3 separate regions of the Mus musculus genome follow, and all the other regions are linked to region 3. A link is a loop called in an ENCODE intact Hi-C map of the cell type or tissue named here. Cell type or tissue: heart. All regions are shown on one strand. Each heading gives the region's core, and the rest is flanking DNA. Links, peaks and the distances in the headings are about the cores only. Region 1 overlaps Slc45a1 (solute carrier family 45, member 1). Region 2 overlaps Rere (arginine glutamic acid dipeptide (RE) repeats). Region 3 holds the start of Gm33415 (a long non-coding RNA gene).

The links. Hi-C counts contacts between places; a loop is a spot of excess contacts. Peaks named below come from ENCODE experiments on the same cell type or tissue, not always from the same donor. Only the 100,000 strongest peaks of a DNase experiment are listed, where the experiment ranks them.
Region 1: a loop joins it to region 3, with 4 times the contacts of the local background. A loop is called at or near these places in 12 of 42 quality-filtered maps.
Region 2: it touches region 3 in a loop (2.2-fold over the local background); 3 of 42 quality-filtered maps call a loop at or near these places.

The regions. Positions count from the first base shown.
Region 1 is chr4:150,622,481-150,633,298 of GRCm38, forward strand. It overlaps Slc45a1 (solute carrier family 45, member 1), which reads right to left. Exons shown (of 9, transcript NM_173774.3): 8 at 8,438-8,643; 9 at 6,916-7,317. The coding sequence ends at 7,051. Among named protein-coding and RNA genes, the nearest start is that of Slc45a1, 24 kb to the right of the region's middle. In heart, for the core only: CTCF peaks have their summits at 3,131 (motif pointing right) and 4,050; DNase peaks (open chromatin) are centred at 2,671, 3,161, 3,561 and 3,991.
Region 2 is chr4:150,316,670-150,327,487 of GRCm38, forward strand. The region is part of intron 1 of Rere (arginine glutamic acid dipeptide (RE) repeats); the gene reads left to right. Among named protein-coding and RNA genes, the nearest start is that of Rere, 40 kb to the left of the region's middle. In heart, for the core only: no CTCF peak of the experiment used is centred there; no DNase peak of the experiment used is centred there.
Region 3 is chr4:150,254,355-150,265,172 of GRCm38, forward strand. It overlaps Gm33415 (a long non-coding RNA gene), which reads left to right and starts at 4,857. Exons shown (of 2, transcript XR_390965.3): 1 at 4,857-5,052; 2 at 8,051-8,551. In heart, for the core only: a CTCF peak has its summit at 6,568 (motif pointing right); no DNase peak of the experiment used is centred there; H3K27ac peaks cover 1,317 bases.

The DNA of each region.
Region 1 (10,818 bases), core at 2,069-7,068, 370 kb after region 3:
CTGGAGAGATGGCTCAGTGGTTAAGAGCACTGACTGCTCTTCTGAAGGTCCTGAGTTCAAATCCCAGCAACCACATGGTGGCTCACAACCATCTGTAATGAGATCTGACTCCCTCTTCTGGAGTGTCTGAAGACAGCTACAGTGTACTTACATATAATAAAAAATAAATCTTGTCCAAAAAAATTACAGTTACGAAGTAGCAAAGATTTTACAGGGTGTATGTGTGTGTGTTGGGGGGAGGGGTCCACCATAACACTGTATGAGAAACTGTATAAAAGGGTCACAGTATGAGGCCGGCCGAGGACCACTGCTGACGGGGCTTCTCCCGGAGACTGCGCACTGGATCCCTGTAAGTGGATGTGCTCGCCAGAGACCAGGACCTGGTGGATCCCTGCTGTGCTTCTGATGCCCAGAGACACTTTCTCCTGAAAGTTTCTGTATTAAAGCCGTGCATTTCAAGAAGCGGAGCAAGAGCGGCCCAGAGAGTATACTGCGAAGCTGCCTGCCAAGGAGGACGGCCTAGGGACAGCCAGGTCAGGTGTCGCCCACTTGAGGGGAAGAGGAAGCAGCTACGTGTATTCATTCATAGCCCTTAAGCAGCTTTGGGGCTGAGGCCAGGTAGCAGATATTTTGGTTCTTACATGTTAAGACCCAAGTGTCAGCCAGCAAGCCACTTAGGCTAAAGTAAAACTGCTCTGTGACTCCATGACTCCAGTCCTGGGTATATGAGCAGGAGAGAGCAAGGACAGTGGAACCCACAAACACATGTGTTAGCCACAGTAGTCACAGTGCTCACTGGCTGAACAGTTTACTAACAAGGAGATGTGTGTGTGTATAACATCACATATATAGACCTTGGGAAACTACTGGGTCATAAGTAAAAATGAAACCTCTCATTTGAAGCAACCTGCAGGAAACATGCAGTGACTTAGGTGTCATAGAGCAGCTGGGATGCATGCATTCTGATAGAATGGAGCTAATAATCCTGGAGAAGGTGGGGACAGCTGTCACTGGAGACTAGGAAGGTGGGGCAGAGGGAGAGGAAGTTGGTTGCACTGTGAAGTATCTAGTTTATGACAGTTGACACTAAGAGTTCAGAGGTGGGCTGGAAAAATGGCTCAGCAGGTTAAGAGCACTGACTGCTCTTTCAGAGGTCCTGAGTTCAAATCCCAGCAACCACATGGTGGCTCACAACCATCTGTAATGGGCATCCGATGCCGCCTTCTGGTGTGTCTGAGGACAGCTACATTGTACACACATACATGAAACAGAAGAGTTCAGAGGTTTTCAAGAACCTTTCGGGATGCAGTTCTTAGGCAGGATGTACAAGTGTCCGGTTTTTACTTCACAAATGTCTCCTAGTGTTCACTTAGGTGTAGACATTTCCTGCCACCTAGCCAAGGTGGAGGACCCACATCTGGGCGGATGAGGTGATACAGCACTCTCACCTCAGGCCAGCCCTTCTCGCAGCTACTCCAGCGACGCCCATGTGGTTCCCCAAGCCTGTGCGTTTCAAAAGTAGATTCTCGGCCTGGTCATTGCACACAGGCTAACCAAATGACTTGGGAGGTCCTGGGCCTCAACCCCCATCAGTATAGCTCAGTGCTAAGCTTCTCTATTGATGAGCATCCCTAGTGAGCTGTGCTGAAGGAGAGTGCAGAGATACCACTGGGTAAACTAAGGTCACTTCTTAAAAGTGATGGACAGTGCCCTCCCAGGTATAGCTAGGGACATCTAGACCCTAGTCAGAAGAGCTGTGCAGTTGCCCATGTAAATTGCTGTGAGAGCCAGATCTCTTCCTCAGGGGCATGAGCGCTTGCCAGCAGGGCATTGGTTACAAACCAGACACCCACCACCCTCAGGTTCCCGGTCCTGAACCCACTGCTTTGAAATCAATGGATCTTGTTACTCGGGTAACTGGGAGCTGAGCAAATTAGTCCCCAAACCAGAGGAAGTGCCTGCCCCAGAGAGGATCAGGGAGGCAAGCCATGCAGCTAGCTATACGAGTGGATATGGCAGCCAGAGCACAATCCTGGGGTACACAAAGCAGAAACTGGTGGTGGTGGGCCATGGCAGGCATAGCATGGGTCGTGAGTGAGGCACGTGGCCCCTTTATGGCTCGGGAGCCCGCGCCCTCCTCCTCTGGGCACTTTGGACATCAGACGCCTGATCCTTAGCTCTCACAGTATAGGGAGGTGCCCATTCCCAGACCACTCACTGGGCTCATCTCTGCCCTGGAATCCTGACAAATGAAATTCTGGGCCCTGCATCTCTGTCCCTTCTACCCAACGTGGCTATCACAGCTGTGTGTATTTTGATGAATCAGATCAGAAACTGCACTAAGCACTCACTACCACCCCACCACCCCCAGACCAATTCTGTTTGGACACATCAGCTTTCCTTGTTACTAAGCCAGAGTCACTAGCTCTGTGACTGTCCTGCAGGACGGATACTTGGGTGGGTGACTGGGTAGGTGGGCCCCTTCCGATGGAAGCCCCTTGATACGCAGAAGTGATTTGCTTGTAGGCATGAATGGTCAGCTTGACCTTTTCCTTAGTCTAGGCTGTGTATGAAGACCCCTTGTCACCTGTGCAGCAGGTGCCCCTGCAGACATTCCTCCCTACAGTTTCTCCCATTCGCCACCCTGATGCTATGCCTGCTCATGTCTCTGGCCCTGGTGGACACTTTTTAGGAGCTTCTGCCCTGCAGTTTGGCTTCTGTTGTGTCCCAGGGGTGAATCAGAAAATGAGATTGGTTGGTTTGGGCTTTGAGAGGAAAGCATATGGGTGGGGCCCCAGAGCTGATACCACCGTCTTTGTTGCTTCCTTCCTCACATGTGACAGTATTACATGTGGGCCACCACACACATAGCATTTACATGGGCTCTGGGCATCTGAATCCTGGTCCTCACCCTGGCCAGGCAAGCACTCTATGTACTGGGCTGTCTTTACCAGCCCACAAGGAGCTTGCAGTAAGACCTATTTGACTCAGCTAGAGACATGGAGCTACTTCAGGACATAGTTTTCTATGCCTGGTGTCCTGGTGTCACTCCTAGGTCTGCTCCACTCCCTTCAGTCATTGCTAAGCTCTGGTCCACTACAGAACAGAATTGACTTCTGATCCTGTCCACCAGGTGGCAGTGGCTACAAAGCCTGATGGCTGTCCTCTGGGGCCACCCTAGTGACCAGGCTATGGCTGAGATGATAAAGATGTGTGCGGCAGCTGGGTAGGTAGTTTCTACATCAAGGGGCAACTGGGAAAGGCTTGAAAGATGGCAGGTCTGACTTGCTGTGCAGGGAGGCCTGGCCCTGGTAGATATTGCCAACTAGAATAAAGATTTGTCTTCAAACAAGAAGTCCTTTCTCTCGCTTTCCCTGGTGGATCCGCAGGGCATGCACAGTGGCACCCAGTAAGTAGAAAGGAAATTGATCTCTTCTCCCTGCCCTCTGTCCCCACTCCTTCCTCCCCTCTCTCCATCTTCAATGTAGACACCTGATTACACCTCCCAGATGCTATGAAAACAGACCAGTTTCCACAGTGCCGAGGCTTCACGCTGGCAATCCCCTATGGGTATTAAATTGTGGGTAGCTTCCAAGAATCTTGGGCCCAGAAACCAGCTCTCAAGAATCTCTGAGCAGCTCTGCCATGAGGGCTCTTGTGTGCCCAGAAGGTGCCCTGGCCCTGTCCTTAGATACTCCTATCTGCTCACCCAGGGAAAAGCACTTCAAGCAAGGTATGGAATCTTGCACACAAGCGTTGAACCTGTAGGGCTCAGAGCATGTGAGTTCTGGCATGTTTTAAGAGAACCTGCCTCTGTTCCCATGATGCCTTGTAGCCCAATACAGTGGCTATTAGGGTGCCAGCTGACCATGTCCCTAATATCCCTTGGTGACCATGGGGACTCCATGAGAACTGTCTTAAGGGTAGAGGGCAGAAACCTTTTTCTATCCCTCCATGAACTGACACATTCACTAAAGTGAACTAGAAAACAGTGTATGTAGCGCCTGGAAGTCAACCTGTGGGTGGGGCTCTGGGGCTCCACTGCCGCCTGCTGGGGGAAGCCTGAAGTGCAGTCCTGACCTCTGTTCCAACCTGGGTCAGGTACAGTGCAGACACAGCCAGCTTTCAGGAAGAAAGAGGCTGACAACCACCCCTCTGTGGAGAACCAATGTGTTTATGCTTGCATGGAGACTTCCAGGACGAGGACCCAGGATTTGACAAGCTAACACTGGCTGCAGTTTCCCTAGTCATTTCTCTTTCAGACCAGAGCACCCCAGAGCAGAGCAGAGCAGAGCTATTCAGCACCACATTCTGGAGGAAACGAAACACCTCTTACTGTGCAGTCAAACGGCGTGAGCAGAAGCCTGAGCCCAAGATGGCCCGGAGTAGCTGTGGCTTAGAAAAGGTCTAGAGACCTCATGTAGCTCAGAGCACAGAGTAGGGGCTGGGGAAGGCAAAAATGCTTGCCACAAAAACATGAAGATCTGTTTTAGATCCCTGGGTCCTACAGATAAAGTCAGTTGTGATGTGTGTGCTTTTAATGCCAGTGCTGGGGAAGCAGAGACAGGAGGCTCCCTGGAGTTCTCTGACTGGCCAGCCTAGTGACCTGGACAACCTCTGACCTCCACTCACACGCACACACATACACGTTTTAAAGCACAAAGTGTACAATGACAGAACTTGAAGGTAGAGAAAGGGCTCACTAGTGTAAGGATAGGAGGGTGGGAATCGTGGGAGGAATGGCAGTGTGGGTGGGTCTGAGCCGACCATGGGCTCCTAATGGGCAGAGACAAAGGCTTCACTATGGACAGGGTTTGAACACAGGCACAGTGTCTGTGGCCTTGATGCTGAGGCAGGGTAGGAGGAAGTGGGCTTGGGATACAGGCTGGGGCCAGGTTAGACAGGAGGTGATGATAGCAGACCCTGCTGTTGCCTGAGTATCAAGGTGTTTGGATATGAGCCGGACTGATGCCCGAAGATGAACATGAGGGCAAGACACAGAAAGATGCTGCATCCCTGGATCCAGGGGGTGGGGGAAGGGGGTGTATGTGAGCCAAAAGAGAGATGGCTTAATCATACTACAGCCATGTAGTTTTTGCTCAACTGGTCCTAACTGGTCAGAGCAAGCTGATAGATTCCATGGTGATGCTCGCACTCTCTCGAGGACTAGACAATAGACTCAGGACCAGTTTGGTCAGAGACCATGCACTCTAGGCACTAGGGACCACATAGCCCCACACCGTGCCCAGTACACTAGGTACCACAGCACCCTTTCCCCAGTTCTCCCCAGTTAGTCAACAGCAGGATGAGAGAGGCCCAGGGACATTACTAAGAGCCTTGAGTAAGCTGGGATGTTGGTGGCAGAAGGTGGCTAGAGGTCTTGAGAAGTCAACTCTCTCCAGGTCATTAAGAAGTACTAGAAGCCCAGAGATGTGGCCCGTGTGTTCTCATCCTCTCTTCAGGCCTGGCTCAGAATAGTCCCAGCACCCAGAGACCTTCAGTGTTCATCTGTGGGTTGAATGACTGAGACAGGAAGGGACAGCAGACTTAGGCAGGCAGGTGAGATGGGCAGCTGTATCCCTGACATTTCTTTGTTGGGGTTTTTTGTTTGTTTTGTTTTGTTTGTTTGGGGTTTTTTGTTGTTGTTGTTTTTCAAGACAGGGTTTCTATGTATAGCCCTGGCTGTCCTGGAATTCACTCTGTAGACCAGGCTGGCCTTGAACTCAGAAATACGCCTGCCTCTGCCTCCGGAGTTCTGAGATTAAAGGCGTGTGCCACCACACCCGGCTATCTCTGACATTTCTTTGGGCACATAGAAGCATGTTCTCACTCAGACATGTCAAGCAACTCATTCAGAGATTGCCCCCCTCTCTGTAGGGCATGGCTCAGTGGTACTTCACTAGAGAGCAGCCTAGACATCTGCCCTACTCGCCCTCACAGTGCCACCTTCAAGCATGCACATCTGTTCATTAGTTTGGGGTGGGGGTGGGAGGGGTCTTGTTCATTTATATTCCCCGAGGAACTGCTCCCAGCCCCCATAGGGCACTGGAATCTCCTGGGTGAGTGCATGGTATGCCCAAGAGATTAGCTTAAATGAGAAAAGATTTATTTTCCTTTGTTATCTTGAGTCCCAGGCCATGGTCCCTGCTGCATTGAACTTGTTGTGCCCCCATGCATCACATGAGATGTGTAACTAAGGAACTCCTCAGCTAATGACAGCAAGATACAAAGAGAGAGGATGAGGCCACCATCTTAATATCCCCTTCAAGGTGTGCTTAATGACCCAACTTCCTCCCACTAGGCCACGCCTTTCAACACTCCATGACTTCCCACTGCATAGTGGGCCGGGGACCAAGCTTTCAGACCCAAACTATACAGCAAGTGGATGGATGGATGGATAGATGGGTTGATGATGGATAGAAGGATGGATGGATGGTGGATGGATTGATGATGGATGGATAGATTAATAATGGGTGGATGGGTAGGTGGGTGGATTAATGATAAATGGTGGATAGATGTTGGATGGATGGATGGTGGATGGATGGATGGATGGATGGATGGTTATGAGCCTGGTTCTCCACCTGAAAAAAACAAACCCACAAAACTGTATGACCATGATACAATGCACAGAGTATATGGCACAGTTACCAGAGGTGCATGCATTCCTATCTTGGGCTAGCTGAACCTTTGTGTTAGGGGGCTGTGAATCCTAGAATGTTTGTGACATCCTTGGATGACAAATGGCACCAGAAACTGTTGAAAACCTTCTGAGAGCAGGGAGAGTATCCTTGATGGAGATCCGCTGGTGAGAACGGAATTGCATCTTCACTTTTGATAAATGATATTCAATTACACCACCACCACCTCCATCCCCAAAGAGGGGTAGCGCAGCCCAGATGACCTCGAACCCTTGGATAAGATTGCTGCTGTTGTTTATTTAGCCCGTATTTACATCCCACTAGAAGCCTGGCTGGCTGCCAAGGCCTTTGGTTTCTCAGTGGCCAGCCCACAGCTGACCACCTTCAAGTCCAAAGTTGAGATTCTGAGACGTCAGACATTCAACAGGAGGGGCTGGCGCTCCTCATCGGCTGCATCAACAGAAGGAATTTCGTAGGTGACACACAGGGAAGAGTAGAGGCAGCCGAGGAAGGACACGAGGCTGGAGAAGTACATCACACCATTGGCACTGCCAACAGCTGAGGTCAGGGGCCCCAGGACCAGAGAGACAAGGATCTGAGCCAGAAAGTACTGGCAGCTAAGCAGCGAGATGTCTACGCCCATGCCACGCCGTGTGCCATCCGCACTGGACCCTGCAAACTGACCGGGAGACAGTCACATCAGTCAAACCTGCCACAACCTCCCTGCAGGAGCGGGAAAGAATGGGCCCAGGAAGACCGAGCAGGACGCACAGGACCAAGCAAGGGTCAGCCAATATCCAGAGGGGTAACAACCAGGAGAAAGGCTGGCGGCACGAACTTTCCCCACTTGAGCACCTGTGCGGCTCCAAGGTCGTAGCTGCACAATTCCATATTTCCAAAGCCACTGAGTTGTACAGTTTGTATGTTTCATCCACTTTATTGAGTTCTCAAGATGGGTTCTCATGGCCCCAGCTGACTTCAAACTCGCTACGTGGCAGATAACCTAGAATTCCTGATTCACACCCAGCCGAGTCACTGGTTGGTTGGTTGGTCACACATGCTTATAGTCCAGCACCAAGAGAGTGGAGGAGGCAGGAGAGACACTTTGAGACCAGCTTTAGCTACATGGGACTATTGGGGACAACAAAACCAAGGCAAAAGCTCTGTGGGGGAATTTGATCTCAGTGCAACTGACAAAAATGAACCCAGGCTGGTGGCTGACAAGAGGGTCCAGCGGGTCCAGGGGCTTGCCTCACAGACTGTGTGATCTACAGAACCTACCTGTATACAGGTGGAAGGAGAAGACCAACTGTATGTACTGAGGTTGTCCTCTGACCTGCACACACACACACACACACACACACACACACACACACACCAATAGTAAAGTAGTATCTGGGCCGAATAAAACAACCCTTTTTCTTTTCCTTGTTAGGTCTTCCACATCCATTCCACTCAAAACAAAACAAAACAAAACAAAACAATCCCTCCTATCCATATAGGCTGTTCTGCTCCCATTTCTCTAGACCCAGCCACTGTGTTAATAAGGAACCCTTTCCCCAGTGTCCCCGTTCAGAGTGGGAAGTCACCTGGATGTAGCCTCCAAAGGTAGTAAGGAAGGTACCAGCAGCTGGCTGGGCAGATGCAGGGGTGGAGGGGACACACTCAGAAGGGCTCCCTCCATTCAGAGCTTCACCCTCTGCCTAGATAATCTCGGTTTCCAGACAAAGGCCTCGCAGCTCACACCAGACAGTTCTCTGCTAAGTTGCCTCTAAGAGGCCAGCAGCGCCCATACCCACCTTCTTACTCTGGTAGTAATCACAGAGCAGGGAGTAGGGCAGGGTGCAGAGCGTGGAAAACAGGATGCCATAGGTGGTGCAGAGGGACAGGACCACGTACAAGTTCCTGGAGAGGGTGGCCAACCCGGTCCCCAGGCCGAAGGCGAGGTAGGCGATGAAGTAGAGGGTGCGGACGCTCAGACACTCCTCCAGTTTCTCCAGGATAGCTGCAGGCGGGACAAAGGCTGTGTAGGTGGCCAGGCATCTTCCCTACTCTACAGGGACCCAGCAGTGCAGGTGGCTTGTCCCTGGCTGCATGGTAAAGCAAGGCCTGGAGTGTCCTCACTCACACCCGGCCAGGGGCTTCTACAGATCAAAGATTCCCAAGGGGTTTAGGATGGTGGATCTTAGGCTGAACCTTTGGTGCCAAGAGCCGCAAGTCTTCCCCCTGGCTGGGTGTCATCTTCATCAAGGCATGCCAACGGGCTAAGGAAAACAGAAGGCCACCTGGCTGGGGGTGGTGGTGGGGGCAGGACCCCCAAAGGGCTCACCCCCGGGGCGTACAAGGGAGACTAACATCTAGTTTTGGGGTCTCTGGGGACTGAACTCAGCTTCAAATATGCTAACCACATACACAGACTTTTGCACTGAGCTATACCCTAGCCTGTAAACACCTTCTGTTCATCTCGACCTTCCTAAGCCCCGAGAAGGCAGGAGTCATACTGTCATGTGTGTGATCTACGGGAGTCCAGGACCTTGTAAGTGCTAAGTAATCTTTCCACCATAAGCTACATCGCACAACTCCTCTCTCCCCGCCACCTACTCAGTCTTACTTTGTGTGTCCTGAGCCAAGAATGGCTATATATATGTGTGTGTGTGTATGTATATATGTATATTTGATGTATAATATATATAATATGTAGTATATACATATATAATATGTAATATATATATATATATATTTACTTAGTGTGCGTGGTAGGGCTGAGGTAAGGGGGACATGGGTCTGCCATGGCATATGTGTGGAGATCAGAGGACAATTTGTTGAAGTCAGTTTTTTTCTTTCTTTCTTTCTTTTTTTTTTTTTTTTTTTTTTTTTTTGGTTTTTCGAGACAGGATTTCTCTGTATAGCCCTGGTTGTCCTGGAACTCACTTTGTAGACCAGACTGGCCTCGAACTCAGAAATCTGCCTGCCTCTGCCTCTGCCTCCCAAGTGCTGGGATTAAAGGTGTGCGCCACCACACCCGGTTTGAAGTCAGTTTCTTTTTTCCACTCTGTGAGCTCCAGGGACCGAACCCAAGCCATTGGGCTTGGCAGGGGTCTTTACCCATGGATCTGTCCCAGTCGCTGTGGTTTGTGTTTTGTTTTGTTTGAAGATTAATCTGTTTTATGTATATGAGTGCACTGTCGCTGTCTTCAGACACACAAGAAGAGGGCATCGGATCCCATTACAGATGGTTGTGAGTCACCATGTGGTTGCTGGGAATTGAACTCAGGACCTCTGGGAGAGCAATCAGTGCTCTTAACCGCTGAGCCATCTCTCCAGGCGGAGCTGCTTTGTATTTTTAAATGACTTTAAAGAAAGAAAACAACAAATAAAGGAGCTTTCGTTTGCTTGTTTGCGTGGTGCATGAGGACTCTATGACGTATGCACTCCATGCCAATTCCCCTCTTTAATGTCACCACAGACTTGGGACCACGGAGCACTGCTGAGAAATGTCAACAGAGCCACCTTGGCCTCTGGACATATCTGCTGCCTGGCCTTTCACCCTAAGATCCCAGCAGACTGGAGCTTCCCACTGTCAGCCCAGCCCCAGGGGGACTGTCCTGGATGGACTAAGCATGGCAGCCCCGGGGTTAGCCAGGAGCAGGCCCTCATGGTCAATTCAGGCTGCAGACTCTGGCCACCCTGCACTCAATGCTCTTGCTTCCTCCTGCCCCCCACCTCACCGTGACTGATGGTTGCTTCTCAATGGTTGCCTGCCTCCTTCCCAGGCCTCCTCTGGCCATACTGTTCCACAAAGCCTTGTACAAAGAATGGAGTTAGCAGCCACAGACCAGCCTGTATATGGCCCCATGGTTTGCCCCAGGTCCCACTTTGCTCGTGTGTGTGTGTGTGTGTGTGTGTGTGTGTGTGTGTGTGTGTGTAAACCCATGGTCTATACCAGTCTAGTCATAGTCATGTCCCTTTCAGGATGCCTCCTCTTTGGAGGCCTGACACTCACAGGATTGGCCTCTGCACCCCAGGTATCTACCCTGGGTCCAGTCAGCACAGCTGGTAGGCCCAGCAGTAGCTAGGGACTTGAACAAAAGATAGTCGTGGTGCCTTCTCTGAAAGGGGACCTCCAGCCTGCAGTTACAGATGTGACCTCTTGGTCAGTCACTAGGAAGCATGCATGCAG
Region 2 (10,818 bases), core at 3,318-8,317, 62 kb after region 3:
ATCATGTGAAATGAAGCTGTTACTATTTCCCACTGAAGACTTCTCAGTAAGGGGAAGCTTAGCTGTGGGTTAGACAGTGTGGCTTTAAAGCATAGCTCTGCAATGTCATGTAGAAGCTTCTAGGTAAATGAGGAAGTCTCTGACCTTCCCTAGGCCTCAGTTTTCTCAAGTACAAGATGGGGATGATAATATCTCATAGATTTTGGAAATCAGATGAATCCATGTATGCAAAGTGTGATTGTGAGGCCAGGTACCCCAGTGCTTGTAAAATACCTAGGTGTGGGTTGGAGAGATGGCTCAGCGGTTAAGAGCACTGACTGCTCTTTCCAAAGTCCTGAGTTCAAATCCCAGCAACCACATGGTGGCTCACAACCACCCGTAATGAGATCTGACACTCTGTTCTGAAGACAGCTACAGTGTACTTACATATAATAATAAATATATCTTAAAAAACAAAACAAAACAAAACCTAAGGCTGGGCGTGGTGGTGCACGCCTTAATCCCAGTACTCGGGAGGCAGAGACAGGCGGATTTCTGAGTTCGAGGCCAGCCTGGTCTACAAAGTGAGTTCCAGGACAGCCAGGGCTATACAGAGAAACCCTGTCTCGAAAAAACAAAAACCAAAAACCAAACAAACAACAAAAAAAACCTAGTTGCTGGACTGCTCAGACATGGCAAGTTGAGACTAGAAACCACTGTGGGGCACACTGTTAAAACTGCACTGGAAAGACAGGATGAAGATTATGAGTGTGAGGCTTGAGGCTAATTCTGTCTCAAAGGGGGAAAATTATATCATGACTAAATATACGGGGATTAGATAGACAGTGAACATGATTGAATTCTATTCTTTGGGAATGATGCTATGATTTTTAGGAAAAGTAGGTGAGGATTGGATTACAGCACTACCAATAAACAACAAGTCCATGTGTATCCACTTGAGAAGGTTCATATCTGTGGTAGAGCAACTCTTACTTGACTTTTTAAAGTCATTAAAGTGAATTAATTTGTATATACGCTGTAAATAATTTGCCCAATGAAGAGAGAAATTAGGAACTGCAGAAGCAGTGCGTGTAAGCCAGAGAAAGGAAAGTGGTGTCTGAGAGAGACTGGCAAAAAACAGGACTGAGGGGATGTTCTGTTCTGTTGGCGCCGGGAACAGACTAGTCTTCAGGGCTCAGGGTTGGTAGGGTGCTATCTGTTGAAGAGTGTCTAGAATGGGTGGTCTTAGTGATGGGTATGTTGTGTCTGAGTTGTGGTGAGTCACAGAAATAGGACCTCATAGAGTTCTTGTCTCTGTTACCCTCCATGATGGCAGAACATTGTTGAGAGGAATTCTGAATAGGTGGGACTTTTAGAGATGACGGTCACCACGGATCAAGCCTTCCTGTTCTTTGGCTATCTTCTTGCCTTCAGATAACACTGATACTAAACATGTGGGCTGTTTGTAACCTGCTTTAAACAAAACCTATATTTATAGCTTAGTCTGTGAAGTGACTGAATATGTTCATTTAGGAAGCCAGAAAGCATGCTTAGAATAAAGAAGGGCTGTGGAGAGGACTCCCCAGGCAGAGGGTTTGCATGAGGACTGGAGTTCAGATCTCCAGTGCCCATGTGAAACTCGTGTAGCTGTTGTGGAGGCTTGCTGTAATCCTAGCATGGGGATGTAGAGGTGGGATCTTCAGAGCAAGCTATCTAGACTAGCCGAGCCAGTAAGCTCTAGGTCTAAGTCGGAGATCCTGTCTCAGTTTATCAGCTGGTGCGTGGTTGCGGAAGCCACCTAAGGTCAACCTTTGACTTTCACACCATTTGCCCCCCACCCCCCCAACACACACACACACACACACACACACACACACACACACACACACACACAACACACGAGCCAAAACCGTGGTGCGCAGGCCTTTAATTCCAGCACTCGGGAGGCAGAGGCAGGTGGATTTCTGAGTTCGAGGCCAGCCTGGTCTACAAAGTGAGTTCCAGAACAGCCAGGGCTACACAGAGAAACCATGTCTCGGAAAAAAAAAAAAAGAAAAGAAAAAAGAAAAAAAGAAAAAGCCAAAACCCACTAACTTAGGCAGCTATAAGCCAAGAGAGGTGGTGGCACATGGCTTTATTCCCAATCCTAAGGAGGCAGAGAGGCAAGTGGATCTCTTGAGTTTGAGGTCAGCTTGATCTGTATAGCAAGTTCAAGGCTGGGTGGGCTTCTCAAAGGAAAAAAAAAAGCATAATTAATGTTAGCTATTAGTGATAAATTCTTTGAGACTTTTTTACATGGATAGTATATATGTATATTTGAGTCATTGTGTTATTATGTATTCCCTGGTATCTTGTAAAGAAGTATAAATGTACTTTTAAAATAGATACACACTAGATATATTTTTCAGTTACTGTGTTTAGTACAACAAGAACATTAACATCTTTCAAGTTGTTAGATGTGCTTTGAGTATTGTAACGATATGTACTCTTCTGTTGTATGACTTTGCTGTACTTTGCTGGCAGAATTTAGTATCATTGAACATTCCTGACATCTGCTGTTTTCCCTACCCAGTTGTGTATTGTGTCTTTAAATTAACTTGGCTTATAATGGATGTATAGTGTGTTGGGGGCAGAAAGTGCTGAAAGTTGACAGCAGCAAAGCAAAGGCTCACTTTATTCCAGACTTGACAGAGCTCTAATTCAATAGCATGGTTGTGGTCACACATATTACTATTTTATCTGTAATCCCCCCACCCCCCCCACACACACACAGACACAGAGAAGGGCAGAAGTCTACCATGTTAGCCTGGATCTCTGTGCTTTTTAGATCAGATCTATATTGGACGTGCCTGATGCTTAACAGTTGGAATTCATTTTGTCTTGTTTACAGCAAAATATTCTTTGTTTGGCTTTGTTTTTTTTTGAGACAGGGTTTTCCTGTATAAAAATCCTTGGCTGCCCTGTAACTCATTCTATAATACCAGGCTAGCCTAAAATACACAGACATCCCCCTGTCTCTGCCTCCTGAGTACTGGGATTAAAAATATGTACTATTATGCCTGGCCTAGCAAGATATTCTTATTTTTCTTTCTAAAACAAAAAGAGTGGCTGATCACCATGTCTCCCGACCCCAGATTAAGTGTTGAACCAAATTGAGTGCTTCTGTGGTGTGAGAGTCAAGACAGTGGCACAGAGTGCTTGTGTTTGGTTGTGGGGAGCCCTTAAGAGCTGTGTATGTGTTTTGCAGAATACTTTGGTTGAAAATATTTACACAGAAAATGAGTTTGTGGTATGAACACATTGGAATAACGAATTTATCACTCCTAAAATAAATCTCAGTGCCACCAGCATCCAAGGACTCCTAAAAGCTGATGCTAAAGATAGGGCTGGATAGGAAAGACGACTGATCTCTGTTTTAAAACACGATTTCTTCAGAGCACTTTTCTGGGCTGGCATTTGTTAACTTGTTTATTATTTTCACAGGCCTTCCCTATACACACTAGAAAGCAAGCCAGTCTTTCTTTTCATGGCACCCAGCAGTGCCCAGTGAATAGAAATTGTTAGATGAGTGAATGACTTGTAGTAGACCTGCTCTCTATCTCTTCACGTTAGTACTGAGCCAACTAGGAGAAGAATTTTGCAGACACACCAAACGAAATGCAGCATTATTTGGGTTGTTCACTGTGTATAAAGATAACATGGAAGCTTGCTTTTCCCAGAGTACCCTTTCTTCCTCTACCATCGCAGTTCTCCTGTGTCAGGAGTTGACTCTCAGAGATCTGCCTGTCTCTCCTCCAGGTGCTGGGAATGAAAGGTGCATAGCACCATACCTAGCTACTTTTTATTTTAAAAAATATTTACTTATTTTTATCTTATGCATGTGAGGGTCTTGCCTGCATGCATGTGTGTTCACAATGTGGGTATCCTTTTGGGGTGCCTCCTGGATCCCCTAGAGGTGGAGCTAGAGACGCTTTTGAACTGATGGTTCCCAAGTGGGTGCTTGGGAACTGAATTGGTGGTGATGATCCTCTGTAAGAGCAGGGGTGCTTTTAACAGCCTAGCTTTATCTCCAGCTCCCTAAGTGGGAGAATAAGAATAAGAAGACCAACAACAACCAACCAACCAACCAACCAACCAACCAACCAAACAAAACCCCACTCTAAAAAAATCAATGAGGCGGGAGGTGGTGGCACACGCCTTTAAACCCAGCACTCGGGAAGCAGAGGCAGGCGGAATTCTGAGTTCGAGGCCAGCCTGGTCTACAGAGTGAGTTCCAGGATAGCCAGGGCTACACAGAGAAACCCTGTCTCTCGGAAAACAACAACAACAACAGCAACAACAACAACAAAATCAAAACAGTGAAATGACTTGCAACTGTGCCCATCCTAGCTCCCCAAGTGATGGGTTCAAATGAGCCTTGTGCTGTAGGCTCCCCCACTAGTAGCTAGCATTACAAAGTGTCTGAGTCTTGATTCTGAAATAGTAAGACTCATTCTGGTGCTACTTTGCACTATTTAGAACACACCGCACTAGAAATACAAGATGTGGTTTCACTTCAGCAGCACACACATTAAAACTCGGAACAATCTATAGAAGAGTACTATTGCCCCTGTGCAAAGATGACATATAAAGTCACGAAGCATTAAAAAAACGTAAGATGAGCCTTAACAAGAACCATATATGCAATTTTTATTTTCTAGGAGCCACATTAAAAAAAGAGGTGAAAGAGGTAGACAGTGGTGACACATGGGAGGCAGAGGCCGGCGGACCTGTTTGGGTTTGAGACCAGCTTGGTCTACAGACCTAGTAACAGGACAGCCAAGGCTACACAAAGGGACCCTATCTCCAAAAGAAAAAAAAATAGGTATGCATGTGTGTGTTCTCTCTCTCTCTCTCTGAGACCTAGTATTTTAGATCTAAAATATTATAGTTTTAACCATAGAATTAAAACAACTAGAAACCATAACACTTAAGCACTTCTAGGTCCTTTAATAATTAAAAACACAAAAAACAAAAATGGGAGGTAGAGTATAATTACATCTGTACTATTAGATTAGTTCCTTTAGGGGAAAAGATCTGAAGCAGACATGGCAATATGTTAACATTTGTTACGCCTTAATAGTTGATGCATACTATCTCATAGTATTCTTAACAGTTATTTATCTATATTTTGTTTCTTTTTTAAAAAAATAAGGATATATAAAAATTGATGTGAAGGATTAAAATGTGAAGAAATTAATTATTTGCTTAGTTATAAATGCTGAAGGGGACATTGTGCTTGATTGCTATTTATTTATTTATTTATTCCATTAACTGGTGAATTTCAGAAAAATGCCAGGTTATTTTCAGTATCTGCTTTGTGTGGATAAAACTTCTTATGAAAGACACACCATCTGGATACAATTTAATCCAATTCAAGCTTATTGCTATCATCTTTCAAAGAATGGAATATTTCTTGAACGTCTCTGTTTAGACAGATGTTTGATTTGTAGATTTTTAATTTGAGGTGTCAAATAGTAACATTTTTGGAATTTAAGAACTTTAAAGCCCTCTTGTGATAATTCAATCAACAAAATTTCTTTTATTATTTATTAGATACTGTATTAAAGGTGCAGACCAGATGTTCACTTAGTGTAAATTAGATGTTTTCTTTTTTAAAGAAGCAATCTCTTTTTCTTCTAAACCCTGTTTATTTTTAAACTGAAAACTTGAAGGCCAAAATAATATTCTTACCAAAACAAAGCAAGGCATACAATCTTATTGCTTGCTAAGTTTAATTTAAAGATATTTTCCTCTGCTGGTGGGATTGCAAGCTTGTACAACCACTCTGGAAGTCAGTCTGGAGGTTCCTCAGAAAATTGGACATAGTACTACCGGAAGATCCAGCAATACCTCTCCTGGGCATATACCCAGAAGATGTTCCAACCGGTAAGAAGGACACATGCTCCACTATGTTCATAGCAGCCTTATTTATAATAGCCAGAAGCTGGAAAGAACCCAGATGTCCCTCAGCAGAAAAGTAGATACAGAAAATGTGGTACATTTACACAATGGAGTACTACTCAGCTATTAAAAACAATGGATTTATGAAATTCTGGGACAAATGGATGTATCTGGAGGATATCATCCTTAGGGAGGTAACCCAGTCACAAAAGAAGTCATTAGATATGCACTCACTGATAAGTGGGTATTAGCTCAGAAACGTAAAACACCCAAGATACAATTTGCAAAACTCAAGAAAAATCAAGAAGAGGGAAGACCAATGGGTGGATGCTTCATTCCTCCTTAGAATAGGGAACAAAATACCCATGAAAGGAGTTACAGAGACAAAGTTTGGAGCTAAGACGAACGGATGGACTATCCAGAGAGTACCCTACCTGGGGATCCATCCCATAATCAGCCACCAAACCCAGACACTATTGCATATGCCAGAAAGATTTTGCTGAAGGGACCCTGTTATAGCTGTCTCTTATGAGGCTATGCCAGTGCCTGGCAAATACAGAAGTGGATGCTCACAATCATGTATAAGATGGAACACAGGGCCCCCAATGGAGAAGCTAGAGAAAGCACCCACGGAGCTGAAGGGGTCTGCAACCCTATAGGTGGAACAACGATATGAACTAACCAGTACCCCCAGAGCTCGTATCTCTAGCTGCATATGTAGCAGAAGATGGCCTAGTCGGCCATCATTGGGAAGAGAGGCCCCTTGGTATTGGAAACTTTATATGCCCCAGTACAGGGGAATGCCAGGGCCAAGAAGTGGGAGTGAGTGGGGAGGGAAGCAAGGCAGGGGAGGGTATAGGGGACTTTCGGGATAGCATTTGAAATGTATATAAAGAAAACATCTAATAAAAAAGAAAGAAAGAAAGAAAGAAAGAAAGAAAGAAAGAAAGGCAATTAAGATATTTTTCGTTATGTAGGAATGACTAATTATTATGTCTCAACTAGACAGTCCGAGAGACAGATGACAGACAGAGACTGTGCATGTGGAGGCCATAAGCCATCCTTGGGTGGTGTTCCTTAGGAGATGTCCACCCCCCTAAAATTTAATTAAAAAATATTCTGTGTGTGTTTGAGCATGGGCTTGTGTGGGCAGAGTACCAGTGGAGGCCAGACTGGGGCGTTGGCTTCCTCGGAGCTGGATCTCCAGATCACGTTGAGCCGCCTGATGTGGGTTCTGGGGACTGATCTTGGTCCCTTCGGAAGAGCAGCAAGCATTCTTAATCACAGAGCTCCAGTGTCACCTCTACTTTTTTGAGACAAGAAAACTCAGTGGGCCTGGGATTTGCCACTAGGTTAGGTTGACTGACTAGGAATCTCCAGGGATCTGTCTCTACTTCCCAAGTACACTGGGGTTTGTGTTTTTTTTTGTCAAGGTTGTTGTTGGTGTTTTTTTTTTTTTTTTTTTTTAAACTTTTTGGTGCTGGGGATCAAACCCAGGTCCTCATGTTTGTTTAGACAACAGGCACTTTAGAATGTCCAGCCCTTGAGATGACTTTATCTTTAACCTGTTAAATTATCTCATAATATTTGTTGTTACATTTTTTTTTTTCTTGAGACTGTTTTTTTATGTAGCCTTGGCTGTCCTGGAACTTAACTTTGTCGACTGGGCTGGCCTCAGACTCACAGAAAGCCACCTGCCTCTGCCTCCTGAATGCTTGGGTCAAAGGCGTGTGCCACCATGCCCAGCATATTTGTTGATGTTTATCTGGTAAAGCATGGCAGTTCTGCACCTGTATATTGTGGTAGCTTACTTTTGTGTTGGTGTGACAACAGTCCCTGTTAGTGGCAGGAAAGGGAAGTTGACTTTGACTCCTTCATTATGGTTGGGAGTGTGTTGGGTCAGATGTGTGGTGGAAGTGGTCCACGCCACGATTGACAAGGAAACTGGGAAGAAACAGGGGTCAGATAAACTGTTAAAGGCTTGCCTCTTGGACCTATTTTGGTTGCTAGACATTTCTCCTAAAGTTTCTACAACCTCCCAAGTAACCTCCAGCTGGGAACAAGTTCAGAACGGAAGCCTGGCAGGTGGGCGTTTCAGAGTCAAAATGGTAGCAGTGTGGGGTGGATAGTGATCAGGGCAGGATAACTGGTAGCAGTGTGGGGTGGATAATGATCAGATCAGGGTAACTGGTAGCAGTGTGGGGTGTATAGTGATCAGGGCAGGGTAACTGGTAGCAGTGTGGGGTAGATAATGATCAGGGCAGGGTAACTGGTAGCAGTGTGGGGTGGATAATGATCAGATCAGGGTAACTGACATTTCCCTTCCTCACACGTGGATTGTGTGTCTGGGACACTTAGGCTCTTGCTGTAAGTATAAATGGAAGCTCCCCTGCTCTGCTGAGCTGTTGACTACTAGTTCTTGTTTCTCCTATAGATTGAGTTTTACAATTTGAAGTTTAGTATTTAATATTTAAATCCTTAAGAGTCCTTAAAATTTTTAAAGATTTATTTTATTATTTTATGTGTATGAGTGTTTTGCCTACATGTGTGTATGTACACAACATGTGTGTTCAGTGTCCATGAGAGAAGAGGGTATCAGATTCCCTGGGACTGGAGTGGGTGCTGTGCATCAGACCTGAGTCCTTTGGGAAAGCAGCCAGTGCTCTTAGCTGCTGCCAACTCTACAGTACCTCCTGTCTGTTTTAGTACCCATTCTGCAGCAAGCCCCCTTCCCCCCGCCCCCTTTCTTTCTCTTCTTCCTTTTCTCTAGCAATTACTATTCTTTTTTTTTTTAAAGATCAACTTTGGCTCCTATAAGTTAGTATTCACATGCTGCATTTGTCTTTGTGTGCTTGGTTTATTGCACTTAATATAGTATAATAATCTCCTCTAGTTCGATCTGTGTTGTTGCAAATGACAGAATTTCAATTTTTTAAATGGCTAAGTAGCATTCCATTATGCGTGTGCACATTTGCTTTAATCCATTCATCTGTCATGGGTTGAGCCCATATGTTGACTCTTGTGAACAGTTCTGTAATAAACATGAGAACTTCCTCCACCCTTTGTGAAACAAGGTTTTGCTCAGTAGCCCAGGAAGTCCTAGGAGTATTGGTGTGTTTGTGCCCTGTTCCTGGCTAGCTGTAATATATTAGAATGCACCCTTTTATTACATGCTTGAGACTTCCACATAACTGCTTGCTTGTTATCACTGTGATCCTTCCATGTTTTTCATAAAGTGTCAGAGGAGGATTGTGAAGACGTAGCTTATGTGTAGGAGAGTTTAAGTGAACCGGAAGGCACTTCCTGCATCTGTACTGTACCATTTAGATTTGGCCAAAATATCTGGGGCTTCTCCACTGTGGGAAATGCATGTTTGTGTTATTGAGAAAGAAAATCCCTGAGGATTCCTGATCCATGGGGAATGATGTTTTCCGGACGATGGTTAAGTGTCCTTCCTGTGTCAGGTACAGCATCTTGGGACAGCATGTGCTGAAGCATCATTATGACATTTTGAAGTTTTAATGCTCTCTTTCTTACAGTTGAAGACATTGTTTGCCAAACCACATTGCTGTGAACATGTGTTTTCATTTCTCTTGGGTGTATACCTAGAAGGAAAATTGTGATTTATGCCAGGCCTCTTCATTAGTGTTTTGAGGAACTGCCAAACTATTTTTCAGAGTGACTTCTACCATTGACAGAGACTAGTTTCACCTAGGAAGAGAAGGTCTCAATTGGGGAATTGCCTCTATCAAATTGGCTTGTGGGAGTGTTTGTCTCATTTCTTGATTAATGATGGATGTGGTCCATCCTACTGTGGGCGGCACCACTCTTAGGTGGGCTTGGGTTGAATAAGAAAGCAAGCTGAACAGGCCATGAAAGGAAGTAGTCATTGTTCTTCAGTGATCTCTGCTTTAAGCTCCTTTCTTGAGTTCTTGCCTTGACTTCTTTGGATGGTGGGCTGGACTATCAACCAAGTAAACTACACCCCTTTCTCTCTCAAGTTTTGATCAGTGTTTTATAACAACACAGAGCCAACCAGAATTACCATGCTACAGCTCTACCAGCAGTGGGTGACGTCATCTAATATCTGTACTTGGCTGTGGGGCAGACAAGTCCCACTGAGGATTTAACTGCAGTTCTGATTTGTTTTATTATATAGAGCAAATCTCTATCTTCTTGTGTGTGTGTTTTAAGGATTTATTTATTTAATGTATATGAGTGCTTTATCTGCATGTACACCTGTATGCCAGGATAGGGTATCGGTTCCCACCATGTGTTTGCTGGGAATTGAACTCAGGACCTCTGGGGGAATTGAACTCAGGACCTCTGGAGGATCATCTAGTACTCTTAAATGCTGAGCCATTTCTTCAGCTCCTCCTACTTTTGTGTGTGTGTCACAGAACTTTATTTAGCAAAAAGTTTTATATGAAAATGTACATGACCCAATTTCTAATGGGTAGCGAAATGCACTGCAACAGATAGGGGAATCTGTTGATGAAACAGATGAAAAATCAGTTGGATTTGATAGTTGTCGGAGCAATTGTTACTCTTAACCTGGGGCCATAAAGCTTAACTAGTTAGGGGTATGAAATGCATTAAGAATTTGGGAATACAAGAAGAGACTGATTTTTAGAGAAGAATTATAAGCATGATTTTTTATTTGTGTGTGTGTGTGTGTGTGTGTGTGTGTGTGTATAGCATGAGTGTGTAAGTGTGTACCTATGGAGGCCAGGGGAGGTCTTCAGGTGTCTTCTGTCATTCTCTGTATTACTGCCTTGAGATGGGGTCTGTATTTGAACTGGAAGCTCACTGCTTTGATTAGGTTGGCCAACCAGTGAGTTCTTGGCATCTGCCTGTCCAGTGCTGGGGTTATAGGTACATGGAGCCATGTGTGAC
Region 3 (10,818 bases), core at 3,446-8,445:
TTCCTAGGCGAGTGCTCTACCACTGAGCTAAACCTCCAAACCCTAGCCTTCAAAAAAAATATTACAGTTAATTATTTAATTGTGTGTGTGTGTGGGGGGGGGGTGTTCACGTGCCATGGCACAAGATTGGTGTTGGAATTGGTTCTCTCCTTCTGCCGTGTGGCTCCCCACTCAGGCTTGGCAGCATGCCTCTTTACCTGCAGAGCCCTGCCCTCTCTGCAGCCCTCTCTCCAGGCCTCTGGAAGGCTTTTGAGCCAGGAAGCCTGATCTACAGTCCCCCGCAGATGGAGAGCCTCCCAGGTCTTTGCTGTTCTGTTAAGTTCTCTACTGCCAAGCACTCGAGGGTTCTGGTGTCCCTGGGTTTCTTCCTCTTCTGACAACTGATGCCTGGTGCCAAGGTTGAGAGCAGCTCCTGACACATCCTTGGGCTCTCCTGTTCCTGTAGGCCCTGACTGTGGGGTAAGCACCACCTTTCTCAGATTCTCCTTAGCCGACCCTCCAGGAGACTAACCTGGCATTCTGGCTGCAGAATGGAAAGGTTTGGTAATCAGGGCTGCTGTCCATGGGGGCCAGGAATGATAGCAGACTCATTTGCATATGTGACCTAAGACAGTAATTAAACCCAGGCACCCCAGGGGCAAGAAGCAAGGGCATTAATTCAGGAGCAATTAAAAACCCTGTAATGTCACCACGCACAGCCACCACTTGTGAGACTGCTGCTGACTGATGACAGTCACCTTCCGGGCTCCCTCATTTGGCCACCAGACAGCCAAGCACGTTGTTAGGAAGAGCGTGCTCAGGCCTCAGGGATGGTAGCTCTGCTGGAGCCTCATTCCTTCTGCAGGCTCTGACCCTGTTGCAAAGCCATTACTTGAAAAACAAGGTCTTGATGCTTTCCCCTAACGGTGGCAAAACAGATAACAGTTGCCATATTTTCATCATCAGATATGCGGTGTAGCAGGTTTTCGTGAGTGCATCCAAAATGTTAACTATGGATACCAAGACCCTGCAGGCGCCAGTGCAGGCTTGACAGTAGCTCCAACTGTTCTGCAGTGTTCCCGCGGTGCCTGCAATAACCCGGAGGTGTTGACCCCTTGTGAAGTCTGAGTATGCCAGCCAGTGTTCCTAAAGCAAGGATGCTGGCCTTGGCAGCTTTGAGAAACACTTTCTTTCTTTCTTTCTTTCTTTCTTTTTTTTTTTTTTTTTTTTGTTTGGTTTTTCAAGACAGGGTTTCTCTGTGTAGCCCTGACTGTCCTGGAACTCACTCTGTAGACCAGGCTGGCCTTGAACTCAGAAATCCGCCTGCCTCTGCCTCCCAAGTGCTGGGATTAAAGGCATGCGCCACCACTGCCCGGCTGAGAAACACTTTCAACATAAGTGGGCATACTACCATCTACCCAAATAGACAGTTAACCTCAACCAGCAAGCTCCTCTGCCAGGAGAGACACACACCTAGCCTCGCCTGGAATGCCACACACCTGTCTTTTGTTTATTCGTCCTTTGGCCAAAGCTCTGGGACTGTGCATGCTTTGCTCAGTGCAGTGGTTCCTGGATAAGAATGGTGTGCAAATAAAGGATCCTCCAGTCCTTCCTGGGGGGCCTTAGTGCTACAAAAGGCCAGGTCGTGTACGCCAGATCAAGTCTAAAGTCTCGGGGCAAAAACAGAAGGAATCTTTAAGTCTTGTTTGTATGTCTCATTGGTTGGCTCTATGTATTATCACATGTAGCCCAGGCTAGCCTTAGACTCAGGCTACCTCAAGGACCTGACTCATTCTCACACCACAGGCTTGAGTTGAGCGGAGTGGAAGATATGAGCCCTCAGCTTCCTGCCTTTGCCCCTGTGCCTTCAGAGGTCAGAAGAGGGCATCAGAGCCCCTGGAACTGGAGCTACAGATGGGCGTATTCCTGTGCTAGGAACAGGAGCCAGGTCCTCTGCAAAAGCAGCCAGTGCTCTGAACCTCAGAGCCATCTCTTCTGCCCCCTGTTTTTGTTTTTGTTTTTTTAAGACAGGGTCAGACTGGCCACAAATTCATAATCTTCTGCCTCCTTGTCCCAAGTGCTGAGATTGTGCTGGGGTCTCCATATGAGGGGTGAACTCGTTGGCCTGGTTTTTCTCTGAGTTGTGTCAGCTCTTTATAGGCCAGGACACCATCAGATATCTAACCTGAAGATGTTTCCTCCCACTCTGTAAGTTCTCCTTTTGCTTTTGATAGGCTTTTGACACACAGGCTGGATAGCTTTGATGAAGTCCAGTTAATTTTTTCTATAGTGATTTTTTTTTCAAATATAAGACACTACTGCCTAATCCAAGGTTTTGAAGGTCCATATAGTATATGTGTATGTATGTATGTATGTATGTATGTGTGTGTGTGTATTTGTGTTTGTATGTATACATATATACGTATCCATGTTTGTATGTGTGTGTGTGTATATATACATAATGTGTGTACACATGTGTTTGTATGTGTGCACTATGCATGCATGTATATGTGTTTGTATGCATGTGTGTTTGCATGTATGCATATATGTGCATACATGCATGTTTGTGTGTGTATGTATGCAGGCATATATGTGTACACATGTGTTTGTATGTGTGTGTATATACATATATGTGTGCACATGTGTCTGTATGTGTGCTTGCATGTATTTGTGAGCATGTGTTTGTATGTGCATGTGTATATATTTATGTATGTGTGTGTTTTTATGTATACATATATATGTGTGTACATGTGTTTTTGTGTGTGTGTTTATGTATGTATGTATGTAAGTATGTATGTATGTATAGACATGAATGTATGGGAGGAGAGAATGAGCCCCTGGAGCAGTCACATGATCTTCCCTGAGTTCAAAGCCTCAGTCATATACTAATACAGAACCAAGACTCCCTCTCAAATTCTTGAGGGCTGGAAAGGCAATCTGAGGGATCCTAAATCCTCCAGAGCCTTCTGCTGATGCAGTTTGGATCTCTGGTATCCTCCTCCCAGACTGCCCAGAGGAGAGGTCAGGTCCGGTTTCTCCAGTCGGGGCTCCATTTGACCACCAGGGGGAGAGCTGGAGCCGTCCTGAACACGTCCTGAACAGGAGGCCTCTTGGCTAGCCTGCCCTGGAGTACTTTCCAACCTTGCTCTGTAGCCCCAGCAGTTGGCACAGGTTCGCCCTTCCTGGGATTGGACGGAGTCTATCTATCCTTGGCTCGCTGGAGCTCAGAGCCGGGGGAAGTCAATCCAAAGCTTGGAACACAGCTCAGCGAGATGAATGGAGCCGTCTTTGGATAAAGGAAAATTCCTGGACAGCATGTCCCTGTCAACACCTAGCCTCTCCAGTGTTAGCACAGATGTGGCGCAAGGCACGGCACAAGGTGACACTTCTTCCTTGGCTCACTTTGGTTCCTCAGACGGTGGGGAAGCAGCACTCAGCTACCGTTCCCCGCCAGCCAAGCCATCATCTTTGCTCTCTCCCTTTCAAGAGAAGGAGGGGAGGCAAGACAATTGTAGGAGGAGGGATCTGTGGATCCAGCCGCTCTGCCACCAACTCTGCCAGCCCCTGAAGAAGCCAAACAGTGCAGGTGCTAAGCCAACCCTGCATCCTCCCTCTAGTACAGCTGTGTTTGGGGATGCCAGCCATGTGCCAGGAGCATGTCATGTGCTCCCGGAAACAAGAACACCAGGGGTGGGCAGGCCTTTCCTGGGACTGGCCTGGCTCTCTGGAGCTGAGCAGGGCAGAAGCAGCCACAAGTCCACCTGCCTGCTTTTAACCCGACCAGTGGGCTCTATGCCAAGGCACTTATCTGGAGGGCCTCTGTCAGACCCAAACACACTCGGATGTCTCACACCTGCAGTCTAAAGCAACGCACCTCATTCCAGAGGCATTCAGAGAGATTCAGTCATGCCCATGGAGGCCAGGCTGCTGGATGCGGCACGGGGAGGGCCGGCCGGAGGTGGTCTCCCTCCCCTTCCTTGTTCTCCTCTTCTTCCTCCCCCTCTCCCCCACGCAGACGCTGTAAGAAAACACCCCTGAGCTGACAGAAAGAAAATCGCTCAAGATACAAAATTGAGGCGGTTTTTCCTTTTCCTGTCCACGGCTCCAGACTCCTCTGAGATGGCAGATGGACGCTTCTGTCTAATTTTCTCCTTCCTGGAGGGAAAGGAGCCCAGCAGGACAGCTGGAAATAGCACAGAAGGAGCGGAGGACCGCGGCCTGGCCTACTGTGTCTTCCACCTCACTGAAGCTGCTTTGATTCAAAAGAGAAAATGTCTGCCTGCGGCACCCCCTCGTTTATCTGCTCCCCGCAGTTAAGCACTCGTGCTAGGCAAGCACACCTTTGCTGAGCTGCACCCGGCTCGCAGGGCCTGGATTCTAAACACAACACAGCTTTATGGGGGCAGGAAACAGCTGAGAGTGGGCTGCTGCTGGCTTGGAAGCTACCGGGAATATTGGGGCGGTGTCCCCTGACGTATGGAGGCCATAGGCTAATGATGGCAGCAGTGTCAGAAGAGGGTGTAGAAGTGGGGTCTGTGTGGTTCATGGGTTTTACATGCAAGCATGAGTGCTTGCTCAAAGAGGCTTGGACCCAGGGACCAGGATGTAATTTGGTTGGTTGAAGAGTGCTTGCCTGGCATGCAGGAAGCTCTGGGTGCCAGCCCCAGCACCACATAGCCCAGGGCTAGGCCATACACAGGCCAGCATTCAGGAAGTGGAAACGAGAGGGGGTTCGTTCTGGATCACGCTCAGATACATACAGTGTTTGAGGCCAGCGCGCAATACATGAGACGCTATCTAAAAATGAACTAACTAATTAATTAATTTAAGAGAAAGAGAGGGGGAGAGGGAGGGGGGGAGGGGGAGTAGAGGGGAGGAGGAGGAACTGACTCATGGAAAGCCGCAGAGTAACAGAACATAAAAGATACCTGAGCACACAGTCTGCACCCTTCGGATCGTGAGACCATCTGTCACCTCCCACCGTTCCTCTGCCCACAGAAGCCCACTCGAGCCCGATGAAGTAATGGCTTCTACCCTGACGCATCAACAACACATGGATCTCAGAGCCAAAAGGTGAGTTCTGGGCCCACAGAGCAGTGAAGATGGTTCAAATGTGTTCAGAGCTTTGCGGGGCAAAAACTCGGAGGCTGAGTGTGTCCTCCATGAGATCGAGCGTTGGGAATGTGGGCCAGAAGACAGACCCCATTACAGAATGTTGTGAGCCGCCATGTCGTTGCTGAGAATTGAACTCAGGACCTCTGGAAGAGCAGTCAGTGCTCTTAACCGCAGAGCCATCTCTCCAGACCGATTCTGGTTTTTTAAAAAGAGTAGGGGTGACTAGGTTTTTACACATGCATGGCAAGCAAAATTCCCAGTACCCCCACCCGACCCCCTCTACCACCTTCACCACCACCTGCCGCAACACATATTCACTTCTGACACTCTCGCCTGGAAATAGACAGTGTCAGATCCCTCCATCAGAAGCCCTGGGCTCCAGAACCTCTAACTGATCAGCTACAAATAGAAATTCATCACCGTCCCCTCCTGAGGTAGGATTCGATCCCTAGAATATCTCACAGAACTTGGGGAAGACAGGAAACTTACTTCTCCTGGTTTTCACTCAAGCTTAACTCAGGTCTTGCACACGCGCACGCACGCACACACACACTAGGTCCTGCACACCCCTAGTCCTCAGCTTGACGTTTATAGATTAATCATTCTGCTATGTGCCTGTCTTCACTGATACCCCAGCTGCGCTGGCCTACAGCAGGCCCATTGGAGTTTCTTCCAAAGAAGGGTGGATAGTCTACCTTGTGACCTCAAAGGAATGTCATTAGGCTAAGATGTGCAAAGCATCCTGAGGACTTCCAAAGCAAGTGCTGAGTCCCAAGTGACACTCCTCTCCCAGCAGAACATAGAGGAAGGGAATAAATATTTGTATGATGGGCTAATTATTAGCGACAGCTTTGATGTTCTCGGCCTTTGTTAGCAAATGGAATTTCGAGGTCGGCTGCGGACAAAGGCATCACTTGGCTCCTTTTAATGAGTGCCAGAAAAACCTGACTTGTGTTTCTCTGCAAGGGACTGATTGTCAAAGGGGCTATTGGATGATTCTCAGTGATCCAGCTAGCCCGTCCCCTGTGCATTTTCTAGCCCAGGGAACTCTAAGCGATAGATTTTAATCTTTAGGGTGATTTTATTGCCTTTATGGGAGGCCCTTTAGAAGATGTAAACTCTTGTTACTTTAGAAGCAAAATATCTTATTATGAAAATAGAAGAGTCCCCCTTGGTTTGTATGTGTGTTGCCTGCCCCTCCACCAGCCCCCATGAGTGCATAGAGGGCAGGAGAAGGACCTTGGGTATCTTTCCCTCTCAGTCTCCCATTGTATTCTCTTGAGACAGAGTTTAACATTGAACTTGAGCTAGGCTGGGGCCAGCAAACCCTGGCAGTTCTCCCTTTGTCCCTTCCACAGCCCCAGGATTAAAGGCCTGTGCAGCCGCACCCAGCTTTTTACAAAAGGACTAGCAGTTTGAACTCTTTCTATTATTATTATTATTTACTTAATGTATACGAGTACACTGTAGCTGTCTTCAGACTCACCAGAAGAGGGCGTCAGATCCCTTTACAGACAGTTGCGAGTCACCATGTGGTTGACTCAACCCCTGGAAGAGTAGTCAGTGCTCTTAAGTGCTGAGCCATCTCTCCAGCCCCGGGGGATGTGAACTCTTACCTGCTGAGACATCTCCCCAGCACCTCCTACGGTTTGTCTTGATTTTGTTTTTCTTGAAGCCAAGTCTCTTGTAGCCCAGGTTGGCTTCAAACTTGCTATGTAGTTGAGGATGACCCGAGTGTCCTGATCCTTCTGCCTTTACCTTTGAAGTTCAGGGATCACAGGCCTGTGTTATCACAACTGCTTTAATGAGGTGCTGGAAGTCAAATCAAGGTCCTTTATGCACTGAGCAGGCACTCTACCAGCTGAGCTATATATATATCCCAGCCCTGAAAAGGTATTTAAGGTTTGTTTCAACTTCTCTCTCTCTCTCTCTCTTCATTCCTTTCTTTGTCTGTCTGTCTGTCTGTTTGTTTTGAGACAGGGTTTCTCTGTGTAGCCCTGGCTGTCCTGGAGTTTACTCTGTAGACCAGGCTGGCCTCAAACTCACAGAGATCTGCCTCTGCCTCCTGGGGGTTGGGATTAAAGAGGTATGCCACCATTGCCAGCTTGTTTTCCTTTTTCATATAGAGGGCTGGGAATGTAGTTTAGTTGGTCAGAGTGGTTGCCTAATACACCTGAGATCTTGATTCAGTCTCTAGCACCAAGTTCAACTGAGTTTCGTGGAATGTTGCTGTAATCCCAGTAGTTGGGATGTAGAGTCTTGAGAACCGGAAGTCCAAAGTTATCCTCAGCTATATAGGTCAGCCTGTGCTATGTGAGATCCTGTCAAAAAAAGAATTGTAAAATTAATTGTAAATTAGCCTAGTTAAGAATCAGCCAAATGATCCCGTAAAGATTTTAAAAGATTTTAACCTTTTAGATAAGTACTGTTAAATAATGAACTTTAAAATATAGATGAACCTTTAATGCATGGATACATAATGACAGCAGGGTACAGGATTCATAGTCTTGGCGTGCGTCAGAAAACATAACTTCTGTGACACCCAGGGAAGCTTTGGACCCAGGCCAAAATAATTTAATTAAACTGTGATATTCTACCAGATAAATACCAAGAGTAAGACATGTCTTACTGCTGCAGGGCATAAATAGACTACAGAAGCAGGGGTCGGGTGTGGTGGACACAGACAAGGAAGTCCCGCTTTGGGGAGGTAGGGAGACCTTCACAGGTCATTTGCGTTTCCGTATTTAGGAACCAGAAGGTAAACAAACGTACTCCTTGGAAGACATATTTCCTCCTCCAGAAATGGCTGCGGCATCTTTTTGTTGGGCTGTGGGGAAGACCAAAATGAGCTATGGGCTGACGGTCGTTCAGTTGGCATTATTTTTTTAATTGTTCTTTATGCTGCATATTTTTAGTGCTTAGCTGAGAAATCAATCTATTCATTTTCATTACGCAGAAGCCAACAAAAATACGACTTCGGAGAGTGAGACTGCCTAATGAGAACAAACAAAGAATGGCAGATAAACGAGGCACTTGGCTATCAAGACATTAAACTTAACACAACTGGGAAGAAGGCCAGGTTTTAGCTTTCAGAATACGGTGCAGCATGCCTCCAATCTCAGAACTGTGATGGTAAAAGACAGGATGATGAAGTGTTCGGGTCCAACCTGAGCTACATGGTAAGGTCTATCTCATACTACTCCTAGTTCTGCACATGCAAAAGCTCTCACTTTAGTCAACTGTGTTTGCATTAGTCCAACAAGATGATTTCGTATGTGTTCAAGAATGAGACCATTTGAAGTTCTTATTACATGTGGTGGCTCAATTCTATACTGAGGGGGCACTTAGGGAAAGTGTTATAGGTTCCAGGCCAGCAGGATCTACACCGTGTGTTCCAGGTCAACTGGCTGTACAGAGAGGCGATGTCTCAATAAACAGACAGACAACGTGCTTGCAATTTTTGGTCTGGCTGTGTGGCTCAACCTAGAGTCTAGCATGCACAAGACCTTGAGTCCAATCCTTAGCACAGAAAACAAAAGAAAATTAGGATTTTACATGCTAGCTCTATAATGCAGCAGAAACGGTGGGGGCCACCGTGATGTAAACGCCGAGGCGAGCAGCCACAAAAGCATCTCCTGCAGGAGGACCTAATTGAGGACTTCCTGAGAGGAATTCCCAAGGATTGCTGGTGCAGACAATGCCAGCCGATCGGGAACTGCTGTCTAGAAGAGACACTTGCTTCCTTGGGACCAATGGGGCGAGGGTGGAGCTTGCACCAGCATTCAGATGAGCTTGCTGTGGCATTTCTCACCTGCTCCCAAGGAGTCTGTGACCTTGACTCTGAGTCACCTCGTGAGCCACCTCACCTCCAACCTCCAAGGACAGGTATGGTCAGGCAGGACAGGCAACAATATAGGTTACTTCTTTCTTTGGATTTATGTGTCTCTGAGTGTAGGTATCTGCACCAGGTTTGTGGAGGAGCTCTCAGAGGTCAGAAGAGGGCATCAGAGCCCCTGGAACTGGAGTTACAGGCAGTCATGAGCTCCCAGGTGGGTGCTGGAAACCGAATCCAGGTCACCTGCAAAGGCCTTCCTTCAGCCATCTCTCCAGCCCTAGAGACGGTATTTGTGCAAATGTTTGGTCATTTGGAGCAATGAAGTTTTATGTACCTTGGTGTCCCCTGCTTCCCCCCACCCCATACACACACACTCTGAAACATTCTGTCATTTGGTGGTCACCTCAGCCAGAAGCCATTTTCACATGATTTCAATGGCCTTGCCTGCCTGATGTGTATGACTGCTTGCTCCTTGTGAGACAGTAGGTGAAGGGTTCAGTGTGAGGTGCCCTGTCTACCGTCAGGGAAAGAGCTCTGCAGGAAGAGGCCGGTGAGCAGGGGACTAAGCAATAGTCTCTGCATCAGGGAAAGAAAACCTCAGGGTTGTCACTGCTGGCTTGGTCTCACCCTCAGAGCGGGTTCCTTTGAGACAAGGGAGGGACATCTCCCCCTGCTTTGCTGCGTGTATGATACATATCATTTGATTTCGGATGTATTCATGAATATCCAAAATGTCCATGGCATCAGAATCAAGGGCTTGAAGAACAGTGCACGCCTTTGATCCCATCGCTCAGAAAGCAGGGGCAGGTGGATCTTCGTGATTCAGCCTGGTCTACAGGGTTTTAGGACAGTCAGGACTACACGGAGGAACTCAGTCTCCAAAAAAAACTAAAAAGGAATCCTAAGTAAGATACTCCTTTTTGGCAGCAAACGCCCTTGCCCACAGCAGACGTAGGGCGCATTCTCTAACTCTCGGACCTATGCGTAGGCACATCTGGAACCTGGGGCCCTTTTGCCTCACAGGTGCTGGTCACTTGCCTTCCCTGCCCCCCATGCCACATTCTGTGGCTCTGCAGTTCTAGGAAGCCCCACCACAAGCCCACTCAGGAAGTCAGGGCTTAGGCTAGGCTATGCTGAAGGGGGCCACTTCCCACTGCGCAGCCTAATTTGGATCCATAGCCAGTTCTCCCGGGGAGACCTTTTTTTTTTTTTTTGAAGGGCTGGAAGATCAAAACGAATTTCAAAGCAGCACTCAGACATCTCTTCCTTTCCCCTCTCATTCTGCGTGACTGTACCCTAGAATTTTCAAGACTCCACAGGCCCTGAGATGAAGTCATTGCTCTGACAAGCTGGTGAAATGTGTGCTTTGTCTTCTCAAACCCTGCTTTTGACCTTTTAGCGTGCCTTGTAATTTTGTGTTGAAAGCCAGACATGGAGCAGGGAGAAGGGATTGTGGTAGGCAGGCCTCTAGTAATGCGCTGCTCAGTGTGGGGACCGGACGGTTCTGTTGTCCTGTAATTAGGGCGCCATCTTGCAGTGAGCTTGGACTGTGATATTCTTTTATGAATCTCTCAGAGCTTTTGCCAGGTCAATGAGGCACCAGTGAAATGGTTTCTTTACAAAAAAAAAAAAAAAGACTTTATTTTTAGGAGCTGGAGAGCTGGCTCAGCAATTAAGAGCACTTACTGCTCTTGCAGAGGACCTTAGTTCAAACCCCGGCACTTACATGGCAGCTCACAGCCTTCTATAACGCCAGTTCTAGGAAACTGTCTCCCCCTTCTGGCATCCTAGGGAACTTCCAGGGCTGAGGCTGCAGTTTAGAAAAGAATGCTTAGCCAGCGTTTCCCCAGATCCCAGAACTCAAAAGGAAAGCCTCTCCTAACTGAGCC